2 separate regions of the Mus musculus genome follow, and region 2 is linked to region 1. Evidence: chromatin loops called from intact Hi-C (ENCODE). Cell type or tissue: left cerebral cortex. All regions are shown on one strand. Each heading gives the region's core, and the rest is flanking DNA. Links, peaks and the distances in the headings are about the cores only. Region 1 holds the start of Apln (apelin). Region 2 has its middle 9.1 kb from the start of Xpnpep2.

The links. Peaks named below come from ENCODE experiments on the same cell type or tissue, not always from the same donor. Only the 100,000 strongest peaks of a DNase experiment are listed, where the experiment ranks them.
Region 2: it touches region 1 in a loop (2.0-fold over the local background); 14 of 42 quality-filtered maps call a loop at or near these places.

Annotation. Positions count from the first base shown.
Region 1 is chrX:48,029,202-48,040,244 of GRCm38, forward strand. Apln (apelin) reads right to left here and starts at 5,652. Exons shown (of 3, transcript NM_013912.4): 1 at 5,238-5,652. The coding sequence starts at 5,304. In left cerebral cortex, for the core only: a CTCF peak has its summit at 6,739; DNase peaks (open chromatin) are centred at 3,644, 3,664, 3,922, 4,921 and 3 more places; H3K4me3 peaks cover 1,487 bases; H3K27ac peaks cover 548 bases.
Region 2 is chrX:48,094,067-48,105,109 of GRCm38, forward strand. No RefSeq gene overlaps it. Among named protein-coding and RNA genes, the nearest start is that of Xpnpep2, 9.1 kb to the right of the region's middle. In left cerebral cortex, for the core only: a CTCF peak has its summit at 6,008 (motif pointing left); DNase peaks (open chromatin) are centred at 4,624, 4,822 and 5,997.

The sequences.
Region 1 (11,043 bases), core at 1,956-9,955:
AAATTTAGAAGCTAAGAAATACAGGAGTGGGGGAACTGTGACCCGTGGCACTGTGCTACACCAAGAGAGGGCTGGGTTGTTGGGGTTACCATTCTGGATCACACCTCCTATCCAAAATTTGATATACACTCTTTCCATTCTAAGGCCACCTGGCTTCTAATATGCTCGCCCAGGCTCCTGTCTCCATCTGCCTACATCTGGCTTAGTGCAGAAGTCATGATGCCACTGAGCCCTAACAATGGAATCCAAGTTGTGCAGAATGTTCTTGGGAAAGATGAGGGAGAAGGTACATTTGCCAACTCTCATAGAGCCAGCAGTGCAGCCAGGAAAGCTGAGCTAGTACCCAGAGACACTCTTGGACACAAGAAGCAGACAGTGTGCAGAGACTAAACGGTTCTGGGGAAGAGGCAGAGGAGTAGGATGCTTATGCAATGCCTGAGTATGAGAGTGGCCTTCAGAAACACAGAAGTGCCTGTTCTTCTCAGTGATAATGAATACCAGCCTCTGTTCCCTAGACACTATCTGATTTGCCTTCAGCTGGATCCATGTTCCTCAAATCTCATTGGTATCCATGAAGGAATTCCCATCACTGGTTCACAGTTCATATAGCATCCAGTCGATTACTCCTCCTTCCCCCAATCCTCCCTGCTTCCAACACCCCCATACTCTAGCTCATTCCTTGACCCCTTGGTCCTTGACCTTCTTCAGCTTGCACACAATTTCTAGGCACTTAGCATCCTCTTGGATGAAAATTGGGCACGGTCTGTCCTTGGAGCCATCTTTGCACAGACTTTAGGGCCAGACAAGTACACTACACATACTGCCCTCTGTACGTCTCCATGCACATACTCTGTATCCATACAACACCCTTCCATTCTTGTCCAAGGAAAACCCAGGGGTTTATAAGGGTTGACTTGCCACACTTCCGCACTCATGGTTAAAGTGTGTTATGTTAGTGCGTCAACTGAACCTCTAAACCTATAACCCATAAGAATTAAGGGTTAGGGACTGCTTCTGTCTGACCTAGAGCTGCTCTCCTGCTACCGTCTGTGAAGGGGCTGGGGGAGCACCATTATACTTTCCTACCAGTTGATCTTGCTGATGTCTGTCCTCAGTTTTAAGATCTCATCAACACTTACCCTGAGCCTTGAGGGTTGCTCTGAGTGATGCTGATGCTAAGTCAGAAGCAGAGACACATTTCAGGTATGAGGTGGTAAGCACTGTGTCCAGCATGTGGCCATGCATAAGAGAAGGACCCTATGGGCCTTTTAAAACAGTGAGACTTTGGTTCTCATGCCCCTGCCTTCAACTACTGGATTTGGAACAATGGTCCAGGCCATTGTATCCTAGAGGTACAGAAAGTATGAATGGATGGTGCCAGGAGGGATTAAGTATCACCCCACTCCATGTCCTCATGGTCTGAGACTGTCAGTGTCTATGGGAGTCAGGGAGGCCTTGAGGGAAGGGCACTAGAGGAAGGGAGGTCAAGAGCCAGGATGAGCAGCATGCTACCAGTGGCTCAGACTCAGGCCAGGAAAATGTCTAGACTCTAGACCTACAGAGAAGATCTACCCTGAGCTGTCTGAGGCTCTGCCAGGCCTGGGAAAGCAGCCACCCCAGAAGCCGTATGGCCTCTGCCATCCCATCGGGCTGGAGCTCATTGTCTTCCCCATCACAGGAAGTCTGTGCGCTCCTCCTGCACTCTGATCCCATCACCCCCTTGTTTCCTACTTTTACTGCTGAGTCTAGTTAGATAAGCTGATACCTGAAACCCTGGCTTTGTCCAGTCTGAAAGAACAAATTAGAGGCCATTGATTCTCATCACTGTTGAGGTCCTGGCTGTACAAAAGGCTTTCCCCTTTAGAAATGGGGGAATACCCCCCAGTACACTTCAATATGCCATTCCAGCTCATTTTCTGCTTAAAAGGAAGCAAGAGCTGTTTCCCAGAGAATCTCAAGCCAAGAGGTTTGGAGCCCTTGTCCACGAGAGTAAGACAATAGCATTTTCAAGCTGAGAACTGCAGCCAGGGGAAGAAGCAGATTTGATTTTCATGCAACCTGAACTCTAACCCTGCTGAGACGGAAAAAAAAAGGAGGAGGAGGAGGAGGAGGAGGAGGAGGAGGAGGAGGAGGAGGAGGAGGAGGAGAAGGAGAAGGAGAAGGAGAAGGAGAAGGAGAAGGAGAAGGAGAAGGAGAAGGAGAAGGAGAAGGAGAAGGAGAAGGAGAAGGAGAAGGAGAAGGAGAAGGAGAAGGAGAAGGAGAAGGAGAAGGAGAAGGAGAAGGAGAAGAAGAAGAAGAAGAAGAAGAAGAAGAAGAAGAAGAAGAAGAAGAAGAAGAAGAAGAAGAAGAAGAAAGAAGAAAGAAGAAGAAAGTCTGTGCAACTTTTCAGGAACATGCCAACCTCAGCAGGAATGGTGCACTTGTCTTCTTGTTTAGGTTCTAGCCTGTATAGTGATTGCTTTAAAAGTCTACCCACAGCTCTGACAGAGGTCCCACTTGTGATGACGCTACTCCATCTACTACTCTGTACTAATGCATGTGACTCTGGGATATGAAGCACTCTTGGTTGCCTCCACATTGACCTTCTCTAAGACACTGTGCTGTCTTCTACTGCCAGCTTTGCTTCTCTGGATCAGGCTCTGGAAAGCCTGACCTCCGCTTGTCTAGCCTTTCCTGTCGACAGGCCTGGCTCAGGTTCCAAGGGTGCCTAGAGTTTAAAACTGGGGACAGAGTGATGTCCTCCACAGTGGGAGGGGTACAGTAAGCTGTCCTTACACTGCATACTGGAGCAGACGCTGGCAAGAGGGAGTAGAAGGAGAGAAAGTGGTGCTCAGAGACCAAGGGACACTTGGCGAGGCCCCAGAAACTCTCAGTCTCTGCAGAGCAAAGTGTCTCCCAGGTCAGGAGGCAGTGAGGAGTCTTTGTGGTTGGAGGAGGGGCAAAGAAGGAGGTAGGGTGAACATTCCAAGTCAGAACAGAGAGCGGGAGGGGAGGAAGCAGCACCATTTTAGAACCTGGAACTTTGGGAACTCTGGCAATGGAGAGTTCATGCAAGTCTGTTCGAGGGACAAGGCAAGTGATTCTAGGGCTCCTTTTACTAGACAAGGATACAGGAGTAGCGCGTGTGTGTATCTGAACCTCTGGCTGGTGGCCAACTCCAAGGAAGGGTCGTTCTTGGTTTCAGGAGTGATCAGGAGGTGGAAAAATAGTAGGAGCTTTGGAAGCAGCCAACGCTAGTCTTTAATAAAATGTAAGTGTGATACTTATGCCTACATGGTTAGAGTATGCAAAAAAAAATTAATGTAAAAGGAGAAGACAGGACAAGAAGTTTCAGGGTCTAGACCAGAAACCCAGTGTATTCTGGCAGCCGGTTTAACTTCCTTGAAATCATCTCATGAATTTAGTAGTAACACCCCAACAGCTGCACCCCAAAGGGTTCACAGAGTATCTTCTAGTCAAAGTCTCCCTTATACCCTCTGGGGAAATATGCAGCTTCAGGTGGTCCAGCCTCCTCTGGGGTACCCTTTCTGTATCCAACCATTTTCTTCTTTAAAGGCACCACCTTGGGCTATTGGCCTGAAATTAAATGATGAAGATGTCTTGTCTTGCCAACCACACTGGCTGTGTAGGTTCTCCCATGGAGGGGCAGGCTGCTGTGGTAGCTTTATTCATAGTTTTTGCTCCCTTCCGGCCATTGCCTGGCTGGCAGGAATTTCTGAGGAGAAAGTCTTTACCGCTCTTCCTCAAAAGGAGACTGTCTTGCCTCGGTGCTAGGGTCTTGCAGGAAATCACCTGGAGGCAGGAGGCATCAACCAGGCCAATGTACTTTCCTGAGAAGCCCGACAGTGTTCTGAGTTCGGGGCAATGCCAAAGAACAAAAGAGCAGAAAGGAGGTGGCTACACAGAGGCAGGCAGAGTTGGCCAGAACCCCAGAGGCTTCTGGGCAGTGTGCCATCCTCCTGTTCTTGGGTTGGGGAGAGGGGGTGTTCAAACTAAGAAAGTTCCTGGGCCCTTCCTCTAGGAAACTCGCTGTCCTGTTCACTCCCTCTCTCCACTCTCACCTCCCTGTGACTCCAGCCCTGGCACTAGTAACTGTCCACCTGGTCTTGGCCTTCCCTTTCTGCTGTGCCAGGCAGGCTACTGTGACAGCCAGATCACAGGACTGGGGCAGCTGAAGGTGGGAGCTGGCAGCCCCAGGAGGCTCTGACCCACAGAGGACAGGCAGACCGGGCAGGGGCTGTTGGGACACTGAGGACCCGGGGACTGAAGTAGACAAGGGATTATCTATTGGTGTGGAGAATTTCCAGGTAGGGGGTTAATACAGGTAGAGGTGAAGGGATTCCGTTTCCCAGAGCTGCACCGAGGTTATCAGATCAAGTTCCTGTGTTTCCTGGGTTTTGGTACCGGGAGACTGGGGACCGAAGTTATACCTGAGACAAGAGTGGAAGGGGAAGCCAGAATAAAGAAGAAGCAAGTCTCCGGAGAGATGAACGCTGTGGGGCCAGGTGTCCCACAATGGAGCAGAGAACAAAATCATCCAGGACCTTGGAGTACAGAAGATAAGCCTGGCTCTGTCCAGTCCAGATCTGCCTTAAGGACGCTGCCTCTGCTTACACATAGGCTAAAGGAGCAACAGCTGGGATCCACTAGCCACTGCGGTCGCCCCCGCCCCCGCTCCCGCAGCGTGCTCCTGACTATGCAACAAGTGTCACGTCTACATGTTGGCACATCATCTCCAGTAGCTTGAGCCCCTGGACTGGCCAGCGGCCCCTAAACTCTAAGACCCAGAGACCTTCAACATGGAGTCCTGACCCCACTCAGCTCAGGTCAGCCACCTCCACTGATTCACGAGGTGAGCTGGACATACCGCCATCCTCTCCCCCCACCCCCACTTGGGGTGCAGGGTGCAGGACATAAGGTGTAAGTTTGTGGTCCTAAGTACTTTAAACTACGAGGGGCATGGGGCTGGGGGCTAAGTGGTGATATGCAAGGTAATCATGAAACACCCCCCCCTCCCGCGCGCGCTGTCCTAGGAAGCAAAGCCTACATGGCATGTCGCCCCGTGGCCCCAGATGCCCTGTCAATAGGCCTCCCGGTGTGGCTGGCGCGTGGCTGCTCCTGCAAGGCTCGCACCATGTTTCCCTGGAGGCGGGAAGAGCGCGCGTGGGGCGGAAAGAGAGGACCGCGCAGGCTGCACCTCGGGAGAGCCCCAAGCGAGCAGGAGGGCACGCACTCACCTCCACAAACTGCAGTCAAGGAGAGCCAGAGCAGCAGCAGCGCCTGCACGCAGAGCCTCAGATTCATGCTGCAACTCGGTCCGCGGCAGCCCAGAGGAGCCGGCGAGTGGGCGGAGAGGCAGGGCACCCGGACGCAAAGAAAGGCGCGAGCCGGGGCTGGCGCGTGCGGGCACGGAGCTCGCGTGGCTCCCGGACCGCGGGAGGGTGAGCGCCCCAGCCGCACCGCTGGCTGCCTGCCCCACTCCTGCTCGCTGCCTCTGCTCTTGGTGCAGCCTTCTCTGCCGCCGCGGGGCAGCGCCGCGAAGCTGGCCTTGGTGGCTTCGGGTCGGCGGCAAAAACTCTCTAAGTGGCTGACGCTGCTCTGCCCGCGACTCCCAACTACCCGTTGGTCCAGGCTGTTAGAGAGAATGCTTCCCTGCTCACTTCGGGGTCTGCATTTTGTAGCTTGTGGTTTGGCCGCGAGCCCACTTGGTCATGTGGTCATTAGGAGGCGGGGGGGTTGGGGGGGGGGGGAAGAGAGGCAGGAAGAGGGAGAGGGAGTGAGCCTCCCGCACCGCCCCCCTCCCGGGAAGCATGCTGCAGCCCTATCCAGGGCGCGAGAGAGAACCCAGAGGTGGCCCCACAACAAAGGCCGAGCGGCTGCTCGGACAACCCACAACTGCTCCCCGGACAATGCCTGCCTGGCCGGGGTCCAGAGGGTTTGTAGAGACCTGAAGGATTTCAAACACGTAAACCATTTGAAACAGTGAGGGGCACTCTTAACCCTTTCTCACCTGGGTTTCCTTAACAGCTGTCAGGATACCTGGGCGTTTGCAGAAGGACCCTATTTGGGCTGCCCACAACACCCTCCCTCCATTTCCGAATCTAACTATGTTTTTTTTTCTTTCCTTGACACTGCATTCGCAAGTATGGGTTTGCTCAAGACCTCCCCTACTCCGCCTTTTTCCTCTGCATCTTCAACTGAATTAGAATTGGGGGTGATTGCCTAGGTTGTGCATAAAACTTAGGTAACCACCATTCATATCTCCTGCTGTCCCCTAGCGAGTACCTTCTACCTGGACTGGTGGGCTCGGTGACCAAGCTCTTTATGCATACAGCAAAACCTCAATATCCCACCCAATCTAAAGGCCACCGTTCTGTCCCTGCCCAACCTGAGATGCTACCCCCTGGTTCCTCTTTACTGTGGGGAGGCATTCTGCAGGTTCTACCATGTTCCCCTTCTTGCTGCTTGGAGCTGACCCCAACTTAGTTTTGTCTCGTTGTAGGGAGGATCCTCCCAGCTCCTTCCAAACTCAGCTGGATTTCTTTTACACTCAACTGGGATTCCCTATTATAAGAGGGCCTGGAGTCATTTGCCTTTCTACTCTAGATGCTTAGCTCCTTTTACAGCCTGGGATTCCCCCAAAGAAATGCACCAGATTGGGAACTCTTTAAGACAGGACCCTAACGGTCCCAATCTTCCAGGTCTCTCCAAAGTCCCCAATATCATTCTCTGCACATAGGTGGCACTCAACACATATTAAAAGACTAAATCAAAAGGTGTTCCCACCTTGCAGCAAGCCAGGCAGTTTGCTCCATGTGTACATCCAAATGTACACAAAAGGTACATTGGACAGGGTTTCTCTGTACCGCAGAAGATGTGAAATGGTATGCTATATTAGTATGAAATATCTTTGAAATGTTACAACGTTCCAATACATACATTTATCAGTCTCTCTGCCAAAACTGTCCACAAGAAAGTGACCTTTTATATATATATATATGCAGCTCCAGGCCCAGAACACAGCCTCAGAGCTAACGGGCTTCAGAATATATGATTCTGAATATAAGAGTAACTATTCAAATAAGTCAAGGGAGTCAGATGGGAATAAGGTGGGGTTCTTGATGGTCGTCTGCGGTCCAACTGGCCATATTGAATAGAAGAGGAACCAGGAAGAATCTCTCTTCACCTGAGGGACCCTGAATATGAACAGCCAGCATGGGTAGAATGTCACTCTTTTTTCCCCTCTCCTACAGGAAAGAACAGTTCAGTGAGAACGAGAAACATTGTCTTCTAGATGTAGCTGCTGTAGGCCATCACTGCCCTTACCTACACTTACTGGATCTTAGGCAAGGATAATCTCTGCTCTTCCCACTCCATGGTGCTATAGGGACAAATGAGATCATGTGTCTGAAGGCACTGTACAAAGTGAGAAGCCCTCACAGAGTCACTATTAGGAAACACATAGCTCCCGTTCCTGACGGAGCAAGCCTGTGCACATGTAAATAAGTGCCTCTCAAAACTTAATAGAAACTTTCATATTTTATTGCATGTTTACTGGGATGTGCATGACTTTCGCTGAGTGGCTAGAATACTGCTTTCTAATATGATAGATAATAACCACATTCTAAACAAAGTTAAAATTTCAGTCCCTTGGTCATACTGGCCATATTTCACTTGCTTGAGCCATATATGCATTGCTGGTGGCTACGGTACTAAGCAGCATAGAACATGGCCCATTGACAAGAGTTAGCATCCATGTGAGGCAGGGGACACAGCCTGGTGTATGTATTGTTGGGAACAGAGATGAGATGGCTGTCCTCCGTGAGAGCAGTGTGTCATTAGTCCCCCCACATCAGCAATGTACTATACAGTTCCATGGTCTCTTACATCATTACCATCGGCTCTTTAGCTGCTCAGTTAACTTACTTACCTCTGTGTACTGTGGATTTGTATGCGCAGTGTGTCTTTTTATTTTCCTAACCTGAGATTTTGGTTAACAATTTTAAATTCTGCTCCTCAATTCCTTACCTATGCAGTGTGGCTCCAGATGCCCCTTTGAGGCTTCCAGGCTTCTTCTGCACAGTACAGGTATATATCCCTCTAAACTCTTGTTGGAACTAAACCCCCAGGTGATAGTTTTCAAAGGAGCTTTTTGGAAGGTAACTAATTTATGAAGACTCTATCCTCATGAGTGAGTTGGAGCTCTTATAAAAGAGGTTGAAGAAACAGTCCAATGTTCTTTTCTTCTATTTCTGAGAAAAGGTTTCTCTGTGTAGCCCTGGCTGTCCTGGAACTAATTCTATAGATCAGGCTGGCCTCAAACTCAGAGATATGCCTGCCTCTGCCTCCCAAGTGCTGGAGTTGAGAGCCTGTACCACCACACCCAGCTCCCATGTTCTTTTCTTACCTTTCGGTCTTGTGATAGATTGTCAACTTGATGGAGTACCGAGTCACCTAAGAAGGAAACCTCTAGGTGTGTCTATAAGGCATTTCTAGCGAGATTTATCTGACATTGGAAGAGCCACTCTGAATGTGGGTGGCACAAATCCTGAGTAGGAAGTGTCTTAGACTGAATAAAAAGGAGAAAATGAGTCTGGGCCTTGTCTCACATGCAGGAGATCCTAGATTCAACACCCAGTACTTGCTAGTAGTCGGGGGTGGGGAGGAAATGAGTGGACAAAAGCAGAACACACTCATTTTCATCTCTCTGCTTCCTAACTATGGGTGTAATGCAACCAGCCACCTCCCACTCCTGGTACCATGAATTCTCTACTATGATGGAATATACCTGCTCAAACCATGCATCACAAATAAATCTTTTTCTCCCTGAAGTTAGCTTTTTTAAAAGTTATTTGGTCACAACAACCCCCAAACTAATACATGTCTCTTCTGCCATGTGAGAACACAGCAGTGAAAGGCTCCCCTCCTACACCTCATCCCTACCCCACCCCCACCTCATAAGAAGCAACCCTCAAGGTGCCATACTGGAAGTGAAGAGAGTTTGGAAGCTGTCACCAGACATGAAAACCTGTTGGTGCTTTGATCTTGGACTGTCCAGCCTCTTCAAGGGTGAGAAATATATTTGTACTGTACATGAACTACCCTGTCTCTGACATTTTGGTACAGCAGCAGGAACAGAGAGCTATAGTTGAGCAGTTCAATGAGATAATGCATGGAAAGTACTTAGCAAGTCTCCCTCCAGAGTGGGTGCACATTCAATGTAAGTTTTCTCCGCTGCCGAAGCTCCCCCTCCCCCTATCTGGCAGTCTGCCCTCTGGCCTCCAGGACCCGATCAGGTGGGAAGGCCTTTGCCTTTGCCCTGCTTCCTCCGCATCTGTCTTCTTAATAGCCAGCAAAACTGATCATTATCTTATTGTCCCCGAAGGGTCAATACCTTTGGAGGCTAATCTAATGAGTCCAGGATCTAGGGACTTCAAGTGTGATAGTGACTTAAAGTTAACTTCCAGGTATGAAGTTCCCTCTAACAGCATTAAACTCTACCCTGTCAAGCAAGGAGACTCTTTGGTGACTTTCATTTTGCATTTTTCTAAATAGAGCTAGCTTGCTTTCAAAAATCAACTCCCAAGTCAAAGTTCCATCCACTGAGTCCTCAGAGTGCGATCCTGCTGCAGTCCTCTCTACCTGTCCCCGTAGATGATACTAATAGCAATGATGAGAGCCAAATAGTTATTGTACAAGTACTATGTGTTAAACAGCATCCCAAGTGTTTTAAATGTATTAACTAATTTACTCCTCATAGTGAGGCACGGCTGATTCTTTATCACCTCCACTCATTTCCTCAGGTCTGCCTAACCTCAAAGCTCATACTCTCCTGTTACTACTAGGCATCACCAACCAAAGAACATACAGGGCCGGAGCTAGGCCTCCCTGTACATATGCACCAGATGTGCAGTTTGGTACGTGGGATCTTTTTCTACCTGGGCTGCTTTGTCTGGCCTTAGTGGAAGAGGAAGTACCTAGCCTCCCAGAGACTTGAAGTGCCAAGGTGGGGAAATACCCAAGAGGGCCCCCACCTGCTCAGAGGAGAAGGGGAGGGGGGAGGATTGTGGGAGGGAATGACTGAGAAGGGGTCAGTTATCGGAACGTCAAGTGAATAAGTAAAAAATAATTTAAAGAAATAAAAATTAGATTTTAAAAATTTTAGGGAAAAAGAAAAAAAGGAGAAGAAGAAGGAGAAGGAAAAGGAGAAAGAGGAGGAGGAGAAGAAAGAGAAGGAGGAGGAGAAGGAAGAGGAGAGGAGGAAGAGGAGGAGGAGGGAGAGGAGGAGGAGAAGAGGAGGAAGAGGAAGAGGAGGAGGAAGAGGAGAAGAGGAGGAGGAAGAGGAAGAGGAGGAGGAAGAGGAGTAAGAGGAGGAGGAGAAGAGGAGGAAGAGGAAGAGGAGGAGGAAGAGGAGAAGAGGAGGAAGAGGAGGAGGAGAAGAGGAGGAAGAGGAGGAGGAAGAGGAGGAGGAGGGAGAGGAGGAGAAGAGGAGGAAGAGGAGGAGGAAGAGGAAGAGGAGGAGGAAGAGGAGTAAGAGGAGGAGGAGAAGAGGAGGAAGAGGAAGAGGAGGAGGAAGAAGAGAAGAGGAGGAAGAGGAGGAAGAGAAGAGGAGGAAGAGGAAGAGGAGGAGGAAGAGGAGGAGGAGGGAGAGGAGGAGGAGAAGAGGAGGAAGAGGAAGAGGAGGAGGAAGAGGAGAAGAGGAGGAAGAGGAGGAGGAAGAGAAGGAGGAAGAGGAGGAGGAGGGAGAGGAGGAAGAGGAGGAAGAGGAGGAGGAGAAGAAGAAGAGGAGGAGGAGGAGGCGGCAGCAGCTACTGCTGCAACTTCTTACTTCTTGGGTCCATAGCATACCATACATTTCTTTATTTGAGCCTCTAACATCTAAGTCATACTCTCTTAAATTGGGAAACAATGAAGCATAGTGGGAAGAGACATGGGGATACTATAGCAGTGCTGTCACTTACTAAATGAGTAACTTTAGATAAAGCATTAACCTTTTCTGGGTCTTTGCTGCCTTATGTGAAAAACAGGCTATCTTAGCACTGG
Region 2 (11,043 bases), core at 1,198-9,197, 64 kb after region 1:
GCTAGAGTCCCTGAGATCAAAATCCATAGCAAAGAAAGTCTCGTATTTCAAAGATTTATTTGGAGTCTGATCATTATTATTATTTGCTCCAACAACTGCTACAAAAATGAGCCTTTTCCTTCTCCAGCCCCTCCTAGTTGCTGTAGATATCTTAGGTTTTAAATTCAGGTAAACTATAGAGCTACCTGCAAGCAGGCAGTCAAGATTACAAAAGGAAGACCCCTTGCTCAGTTCTGCAGCTACAGGGTCTCACCCTAGCTTTTAGCCGAGCCCTACCATTAATTCAGCCTGGTTTTGGTCTATCTCCTCCTCCTCCTCTTGCTTATTGAAAAAGTCTTAATGTTATCACTATATATTCTTTGTACAAAACAACGGGTTTCCTCATGACATTTTCATACAGGCATATTCTGTATTTTGATGATGTATACACCTTTCTCTCTCTTTAAAAACATTTGTTGTTGTTGTTGTTGTTGTTGTTGTTGCTGCTGCTGTTTTCTTTGAAACAGGGTTTTTCTTTGTAGCTCTAGCTGTCCTGAAACTAGGTCTGTAGACAGCGCTGGCCTCGAACTCTTAAAGACTTGTCTACTTCTGCCTCCTGAGTGCTGAAGTTAAAGGTATGCGCCACCACCACCTGGCTCTTTAAAAGCATTATAAGTGGTTTTTACAGTTAGGATGATAATAGTAGACTCTGTTTGTTTGTTTGTTTGTTTGTTTGTTGTGTGTATGAAGTATTTCACCTGCATGTATGTCCGTGCATGCAGTGCCTCTAGGGGCCAGAAGAGGGCACCAGATCCCCTGGGACTGGAGTTACACAGCTGACTGTAAACCGCCATATCAGTGCTGGAGATTGAATCTGGGTCCTCTGGAAGAGCACTCAGTGTTCTTAACCTCTGAGCCATTCTTCCCAGTCCTAGTAGACTCTCTTAGGTTTTTCATTTATTTAATTTTCATGTGCGTATATGGATGTGATTCTACATGTGTGAGTACTTACATATGAGCAGAGTCGCCCTTGGAGGCTAAAAGAGTTGGACTCCCCTTAACCTGGTTACAGACAGTTGTGAGCTGTTTAACATGAGTGCTGAGAACGCAGCTCTGGTCTTCTGCAAGAAGCAATATGCAGTCCTAACCACTGTGCCATCTTTCCAGCCCCCTTAGTAGACTCTTTAAAGAGACCTTGAACTTCCAGAGACATGGCTCAGCAGATAAGAGAACTTGCTGTTCTTCCAGAGGACCCAGGTTCAGCTTGATGCATCCATATGGTGATTTGCAACCATCTGAAACTTCAGTTTCAGGGGACCTAACATCCTCTTCTGACCTATGCAGGCATCAACCACACATATGGTGTATAGACAATACATGAAGGTGAAACACCCATACACATAAAATAAGTAAATAACAAATAAATTAATTTTTAAAAAAGAAAATCTCTGAAAAAAATAAAAATATTTATTTATTTTAGGGGTGTGTGTGTGTGTGTGTGTGTGTGCACACGCACGCGTGTGTGCTCATGGATGTTCTGATACATGTGCCCTATGTGTGCATGGATGCAAGAAGAGAAGTTGAATCACTCAAAGCTGTAACTATAGGGGTTTGCAGGACACATGGCTTGTTGCATGGATACCAGAATCCAAACTCAGGCTCTCATGATTGTGCAGCAAGTGCTCCTAACCACTGAGCCATCTCTCCATTCTCCTACCTCCCATTCACCCTCTCTTCTATCCCTTATACTGGTCCTCTCTATCCTCCCAAATCCCAATTGATATGTGTATACATATGTACACACACACACACACACACACACACACACACACAAAACACACACAACCTACATTCCATATATGAGAGAGAACATGTGATATTTGTCTTTTACATTCCAGGCCATTTCACTTAGTATGATGCTCTCCAGTTCCATTCTTTTTTTTCTATACGTGACATGATTTATTTGTTCCTATGGCTGAATTTTTAAAAAAAAAATGTTTTCATCTAGCATTGTCTTTCCCCATTCATCAGTTGATGAGATGGGTCCATATCTTGGCTATTGTGAATAGTGTAGCAGTATTATCTCAGAACGTTTCCTGACCTTGTTCACAGAATGGGCCCTGGTAACTGGCTGCCCTTCTTTTCATCCAAAGGTTTAGCACGCAATCAATCACCAGACAAGGGGCTCCAAACCAAGAGGCAAAGCAATTTAGCAGGCACCACACACAACTTGCCGTATACGCAATCCTAGCCGTATATTATCTCTGAACTTTAGCCCGTAGTTTTAACCACACAAGGCAAAGCCACAAAAATGTGTCTGTCTGTATCAATGAGCGGGGATGTCCACTGCTAAAGTTCCAACTCAGACAGGTGGATGCACACTACATCTGTGTTTCTGAGGACAGCTCACTAATCTGGTCTTTCTGGAATTTTTGCCTACAAAGAGTGATTTGTCTGATGAAAGAAATCAATAAATTGCTATTGAATGCAGTCCAACCTCATTTACTGAAACTAATTGGAGATAGCCTTTCAAATTTGTGGACCATCTGTATTGTAGGTTATAAATGAATAAAGCTAGGGGCCAGCAAGATGTCTCAGCAGGTAAAGGTGCTTGTTGCAAAACCTGATGACCCAAGTTCAATGCCCAGGACCCACAAGACAGAAAAACGGAACTGACTTCTGTAAATTGACCCCTGAGCTCAATATGTGGGTGGTGGCACATGCCCATCACTCCCCGTAAATAAATGGGTGCAATAAAAGAGGAAATGAAGCTTTACAGCTGCAAATCATCCCCAGTAACTGTAGGAAGGCTGACAAATTGTGCCTATTCGAAGCCTTAAGAGATTGCCTTAATGAAATGAGAAAACTCTCCGGCATCAATCACTTGAGCGAAAGCGGGCGTGCCCAAGCAACGACCTTTGTTTCCTAGAAGTTTGGAGGCCCGAGGTTCACAGCTTACTTATGCGATCCATTTCTTTACTGGTAGTAGAAGTAAGGCCGGGTAGAGCCCAAGCCATCCGCAGGTGGTACTCAGGGAGTTCTTTTCATGGGGTTTTACTGTAAAAGGATATGACTGGGAGGTGGTCTTAGTAACAGGTGCAATCCAGCCAGTAATGGAATAAAAGATGGTTTTAGAATACTGTCACTTCCTTTCCATTCTCCCCCCCCCCCCGAGGAGATATGGGAGGGGAAAAAAAAAGCTACCGACACAAGTCATGTACCTTCGTGCTTTGTCAAAACCCGGAACAAACAGTAAGCTGAAAACAATCTGAAGGTCGAGGAAAGGAAATAAACAAGAAACATAAGTAAAGCATGAGTCATCCCTTACCACCTGATGGCTCCCCCAAAATACAAATTAAAGCCATGGAAGGAAAGAGAGTCCATGTCACGCTTTGGCATTTTGATAGAGGACCTGACAGAGACTCTGTGCCCTTTTATTTTTACAGAAGGGACTGACCTTTGGCTTCTGGTTTGTATTGCCTTTCCTTCAAGGCCTGATGCGGCATTAGGATGACAAGACTCACCCCGCCTGGGCATCCACCTCCCTGCTGAGCACTGGGAATGGAGACAGGAGAAGGAGATTGTATTGGCTTAGGTTTACTAGCCCTTATCCTGTCTCCCTTAAATTTTTGAGGTTGTTTATAACAATGACAAAATAGAAACAGAGATTCAGAACCAGGATAAATAACAATACATTTTTTAAAAACCAGCTGTTAAAGAGCTTAACAAGCATGTAGAGTTGGCCCTTAGGTTGCCAAAAAGAGGAAAAGCTGGTGGCATGGTCCACTTGTGGGATAATGGCCTCTCTCTTGAGATAACACTTGTTTCTTAGGCAGGCCTCTCTGGAAATGCAACCTTACTCTAAATACCCAACTTTCCCAAGCCTGTCTCATTAGAAAGGTAGGCCTAATAGAGATAAACTTCAGAGAGTATTATGGCAATTTTGTGACATGATATTTTGTAACACACCGAGCCACACTCTCTGGTACCAGATACGCGTCTCTGAAAATGGCATCTGAAAGGATGGATGAGCAATAGAAAGCATTCGCCCTGGAAAGTATCTCTATCTGGCCCTGACATCAGCTAGAGCTTGGACTAAAGGTCACAGAGAAGGGAGATCAAAAGAGAGGAAAATCCTGTAAGACATAGCACCCAGCCTGGAGCTTCTCATGGCCAGAGATGTGCTGTCATTCCAGAATGCCAGAAGATGGCAAGCTGGAGGCCACTCCAAGCCATATAGCAAAACCCTGTTAGATAGAAATAGAAGACAAGAGATAGATAGATAGATAGATAGATAGATAGATAGATAGACAGACAGATGGACATACAGACAGACAGATAAGTAGAGATAAATAAGAGGAATGTTCTGGCAGCCCATGGGGATAGTGAGAAGACGGCCTGTGCTGGAGCAGAGGGATGCATAGGAGATAGGTGCACAGCAAGGAGGGCAGAATCAGCTCCTACAGCTGCTTGAATTTGGCCAAGTGGTGAAGGCATGTGTAGCCCATTTGACAGGAAGTGGGGAGTCACTGAAGGATTCTGAGCAGGTTGAGCAGGGGAAGGATGTGACATGCTGAAAGGGATGTTTTCAAAAGCAGAGTCTGTCCTCCGTCATCGAAGTGGTGTGCGTGCAGCTGGGTCGGAAAGGGAGGAGGAAGCTGGCAGACCAGCTGCAGCTTTCCAAGACAGAGGCAAATGATGAGCTCACAAGCTAAGGCAATGGGGATGGAGAAGATGGGAGATGCCAAGTTCTACCTGAGGGGTAGTAATTTAAGTGGCAGTTTCCTCAGGGCATAGACCATTCATGCTTTTTTTTTTTCCTGTATCCCTGCAATTTAGCATCCTGCTTGGCACACAGCAGGCACTCGGTCATGACTGACTGAATGAGTGGGCGAACACCTCCCTTGAAGACTGACGATGAATCAGAACAACTGTTTAATCAACAAAAGGCAACAGTATAGTACAAAACAATTGGATAGAGGATTATTCAATGACTCGGATTACATTCACTTTCTCTCACTGTCCTTGGACACACACTGGCAATGTGGTATAGGAAGGCAACCTAGAAGAGGCTGGACCGGCTGGGAAAGAAGCCACCTAAAACAAAACACATGTCAGCAGGAATTCTCTGTAGGAGAATACCAACCATCCATCCACTGGACACTTCACACATGAAGAAATGTCACACAGCAGGTAAGCTATAGATGGGAGAAGAAAAATTACAGCATTTACCTCACACAAGGACTAACTAAAAAAATCCACTTCACTTAGCAGGATTTGAGTTCCTAAAATTGAATTCCCATCCAAGACAATGGAGAAGAATGGGGGAAAAATACGAGAGTCTCCTAACCCTTGCCTTAATCCTCAGCTTTGTTTTGTTGTTTTCAATTCTTTAAACATATATTTACTTGTGTGTGTGACAGTGAGTGCCACAGCATGCACGTGAACACCAGAGGACAACTTGAATTTCCACCATATGGGTTCTAGACTTCAAACTCAGTTCATCAGATTTATGCCACAAGTGCCTTTAGCCATTGAGCCAACTCAAGACAAATTCGATTATATTAAAGGCAGGTTTATTGGGAAGTTGCTCTAGGTTGAGTTCCCTTGCCTCAAGGACCAAGAACAGGGAAGTTGCCATGGGGAGAAAAAGAGCGCAGAAGGGGAAAAGAAAGAGCACATGCAGAGAGAGAGAGAGAGAGAGAGAGAGAGAGAGAGAGAGAGACCTTGAGGAGACAAAAATGTCTGGATTATATAGGGAAGAGCCTCTGGGTTAGAAAGTTCAGGGTTAAGGGCAAGTAGGGACTGAGGGATTCTCAGAGGACCTGGAGGCCAAGTCTGCTGTGATAAGTAAATATATACCTCAGTCCCTTGTCCTGGGGTCTGACCAAAACAAACTGCTATCCCTGGACAGCTCTAGCCAAACTCTAATGTGGGATTAAGACTCCCCAGATTCTTCCTTTAGGTTTCTCATCCAAGCCAGAGGGCTGCAATCGCACCAAACTCTGCTGCCCTCTGCTGTGTGGCTCCAGATGTGCTGGCCCCAGTTGGGCCAGTAAAAGCAGCTCCTGGAGAATGGTCAGTTTCTTTCAGCCCTTGCTGCACTCAGACCTCTCCAACAGTGTGCATGTCATGCCTGTCCCTAATCTACACACATGAAACCTTTCCTATTTAGACCAGGCATAGCCCTGCTACAGCTGATGGGGTCCATGAGACCAGAATTGTCTTCAGCAAAGAAGGTGAGTTACTATGAACACACATATTCTCATCTAAATCCCATTTTAAAAACATTCCTTTATCATGTATTGAGCATTTGCTGTGTGCCTAATGCTGTAACACACACACACACATTACTTTAATGAATGCTGGCACCAATTTTGCAAATAAGTAATATCATTGTTCCCATTTTACCGCTGAAGAAACTAAGACTTGGAAAATTAAATGGCATGCCTAAAGCCACAGTGAAGGGCAGAGATGAGCCACAAATGCAGATCTATTTAGTTCTAAAGCTCTAGATTATTAGCCACCAACTGTGTCGTGGAGGGTAGCTTGGAGGGGAAGAGATAAAGGCAGACATGCTTGTCAGGGTCTGTGGCAACAGTTAGTGAGAACACCGGGAACCTGACAACCTTTAGATGCATTTAAGAGATGGACTAGGTTAGACAGGGTATTTCCCTGAACCTGGAGATGGAGGAGAGGAAGGGATCTGAAATGGCCCTCGGGATGATGGCTTGGACATCTGGGCCCACAGGGACATGTTGGTAGTGTGAGGGCAATGAAGGAACAAACACATATGGTTTTGCTGACTATGACATACGTAGGCAATTTGTTCCCTGAGTTCAGAGCTCATGAAAGAAGTCTGAGTTGGTGTTGGCTTATAGATGAGTGAGATTATCTCGAAGCAAGTGTTAGTCATCAGGAGAGAACCCTGAGGCTCAGACATGATCACGAAAAGAGCAAACTGTGTAGAAAGAGGACAGGAAGAAGCAACCATGAATGGAGTCAGCTTTGTCTTGATTTATTTCGTTTTGTTTTGTGACAGGGTGTTGCAACGCAGCCCGAGAAGGCCTTGAGCTCACACTCCGCCTACCTGGACCTCCAGAGTGCTGGCATTATGGGCCCTTGTCGACATGCCTGGCCAGAATCAGCCATGGCCACAAGGAGAAAACTAAAAATAACTCTCAAGGATAAAAAAGGAGGGGAGAGCTCTCTTAGGTGAGCTGCCACAGTGAAATCAATACTCTAAAAGTGGTCCTTTATTTTAAGAAGGCTATTGCTAAGTAAGAAAAACATACTGACTTTAAGCAACAGACACCATGGCATTAACCTGATCTCTCTCAAGGTGTCTGTGGCTTGGGAATCATCTAACTTGGGGGTCTCGCATGTGGTACAGAAAGTGGCCAGAACCAGGGCATTGGGGGAGGGGGAATGAGGTGGGGTAGAGGATAGCTAATGTAGTTGGGTGCTGGTGGAGCATCTATGTCTCTCCTGTGGTGGTCTCACCATCTCTCCAAGCCATCTTGCTCATAAGCTGCTTTGAGCTCCCCGGAAGCTTAGACATTCCCAGGGTAGTTGGAGTGCTTGCATAGCCTCTTGAAGATTGATTCAGTGTGCTAAGCACTCAGTGCTGTGTCCCCTAAAACTCTCATGTGGAGATTCTTGTCTCCAGTGGGTTGGGATTTGGAGAAGGAATCTTTAGGAGTAATTAGTCAGATGAAGAAGTTCTGAAGATACTGAAGACACCCTCAGGGGAGCCGTGCTTGTGTTAGTTACTTTCCTCCGTGCTGTGACAGAATATCTAACAAAAGGAGCTTAAGGAAGGAAAAGTGTGTTTGGGCCCCCAGGTTTGAAGGTACAGACCATGATGGCCCAGATGGCCTGGTGGCAGGAACGTGAGGCAGCTGCTCACATTGCATCTGCAGCTGAGAATCGGAGAAATGGGGGCTAGCGCTCTGCTTGCCTTCTCTATCCTCAGTCCAGGCCTCGGTGGGATGAGGCTGTTGACATTTAGAGCGATTCCCCCCCCCCCCACATCAATTAACCCAATTGAAAAGTCCCACACGGGGGTGGGGAAAGTGGAAAATCACTTCACCATCTGCTCATTTTCAAACAAGTCACAAAACCTGCCTCATTTCAAGGTGAGCCCCATTATCAATTAGGGAGCACCATGAAAGCCATTGGTACTTCTGCACGAGTACCTTCAGTAGAGTGGCCAGGGAAACTTTACATGGAAAGTCATAAAACAGAAAAACAAAACAAAACAAAACTAGATGTGTTCCAATGAGGTTCTTTTGTCTCTGAGATTAATCGAAACATCTAAAGCCATCTTGACTCCAACAATAATAGGGGTTTTTATAGCACTTGATGAGCTGATTATGTAGACAATAAAATATGTAACATGACAAAAAGTATTTGAAAAACATAGAGTAAAGCTTTTACTACCAGCTATCAAAACACAACACAGACTGCAGTCAACAAACCTGTGGGATACTGGCACAGGACACCGATCAGTGGAACAAGCCAGAGCTTAGTGTAGTCTCGTGTGTATGCTAACTTGCAATGCATGCTGAGCAAGGCATTACAAATCACAGAGCAGAAGATGTACCCGTCAATAAATGGTGTGGGAACAGTTGTCAAAATTGAGGAAAAGCCCAAAATATTGTTGGATCTATATTTCTTTTCAAATCTAAAGATAAAGTCCACTTGGATTAATGATCTAAGCATGCATACACATACATACACACACACACACACACACACACACACCTAAAATTCTGTAAGAAAATGTAGTATACCATTTCACTTGGAAGTAAGTCACAAACCATAGAAGTTATAAATGACTATTTTTAGATAACTATGTGTATGCACATGCATACAGAAAATTGATAAAAATTTAAAGCATTAATAATATCCATCATTGATGACTTTATGGAAAGAGTTATTTTCATACTCTGCTGGTCAGATGTGAACTGGCCCAGACAATTTGGCAGAATCCATTAAAGTGAAAATGTACTTTTTCTATTTCTAGGTATGGATCCTAGATAAATCCTTCTACATGTCCACAGATTTTCCCCATACCTGTTTCTAACAATTCTAAGTCGCAGGCAGTCCAAATGGCCATTAGTCATGGGAAGCAAGCTGACTCAAGGTTGGAGGATAGGTTAAGTGCCAGGAATTGCTAACGAAGATCATGGGAAATGGAGCTGACCCAGGATTAAGTTAAAAAAAAAAGAGGAAGAAGAAGAAGGAGAAGGAGAAGGAGAAGGAAGAAGAAAAGAAAAGAAAAGAAAAGAAAAGAAAAGAAAAGAAAAGAAAAGAAAAAGAAAAGGGTTGTCAAGCAGTATCAGGAGGCCCACCAAGGTTGGGCACTGCGAGTCTGAAGTGACCTCAATCCCACAGAGAAGACAGATGGTTCAAATGCCTTGGGAGTCACACACTCACTCCCTCAATTCGTACTTATTATTTCACTGCCTATTAAATGACAACAGTAGTCTAGGCCTTGGGATATAGGACTGAACAAAAGCAAACATAACCTACAGAACATAATGCCAAGTCAATGCTCCGAAGAGTAATTAAAACAGGATAGATGATGACAAGTACTGTTGAAGCACGGAGACCAGGGAAGGCCTCTCTGTAGAGGTAACATGCAAACAGAAGTCCATATGAAATAAAAAAGAAATGTCTGGAAAAGGAGATGGCTCATTTAGGGAAGTTCTGGACATGCAAACATAACAATCTGCGTTCAGATCACCAGCATCCAAGTAGGAAAACTCAGGTATAACCTCTATAGTCTCAGCACAGGGAGGCGGTACAGACAGATCCCTGAAACTCATTCACTAGCCGGTCTACCCAAATAGATGAACTGAAGAGTCAGTGAGAGAGCCTGTTTAAAAAATCAAACTGAGGGATTAACAAGAGGACTCAGAGGACTGAAGCAGTTGGTGAGCCTGATAGCTTGATTTTGAGCCCTACAACTCACACGGTGGAAGGACAGAACCAATCCTAGAAAGTTGTCTCTGACCTCTACGTGTGAACCATGGAGCACAGGTGACTCTACTCTCACACACATACTACACAAAATAATAATAATAAAATTGGAAATGATCAAAGAGGACATCTGATGTCTACCTGTATTCTCTATACTCATATGCGCGTGCGCGCGCGCGCGCACACACACACACACACACACACACACACACACACACACACACAGGGGAGCACCTTTTTTGTAGGGATGTCATGTACAAAGGTCTTGGGGGCAGGAGCACTGAGAGGATAGATGGAAAAGGAGCAGAAGAGTTATATGTAGTGGAATTACCTGAACTGAGGGAAAATGTAGTTTGGATCAAATAAGAAGGAAATTGGGACAAGGAGATGCTAATAAGTGGACAAGAAAAACAGGAAGATTTGGGATGGTAGAATAAAGGATAAAAGTCTATTATGGATGGGAGGATGTATTCAGAGGATAAGAGACTGGAGTTAAGAGAGTGAGGGAATAAAAATTCTAGGCAATACCAAGGCCCGAAATGCTGCTGTGGGTGAAAGGTTAAGGATGTGTGTCAAAGAAAGGGCTGAGAACGGAGGGACTGTGGACTGGAAGGATGTGCCAAATATGGTTAGAGGCATGACAGGAAGGGACAACCTACCTTCCAGAGCAAGCAGCCGAGGAAAGACTAGGAGGGTGTGGCAAGGCCAAGTCAAGAAGAAAGAAACCTGAGAGAAGGACAAAAGTGGTGTGGCAAGAGTGGAGATGGAAAAAAGGCGGCACAAGATGGCTGAGAAGTAAAAAAGATCTGGCTACCAAAGAGGACAGATGGTGAGGAAAGTTCCCAAAGAGCCTTGCCAAGTCCCAGGGGTGCAGCCGAGGATCCTTATGTAATGAATGCACACAAGGTTTGTGAGAAGCCCAGCAAAGCACAGAACTCAGCTGGGCCTCCAGATCTGAGTCCGTCTGTGAGTACAGAATGAAAGGAAACACGCTGGGGGACAGAGCATGAGTTCCTAGCCCATGACCACTAATTTAGTGCAGGGGATAGAAGAGGAGGAAGTGAGGAAGAAGACAGG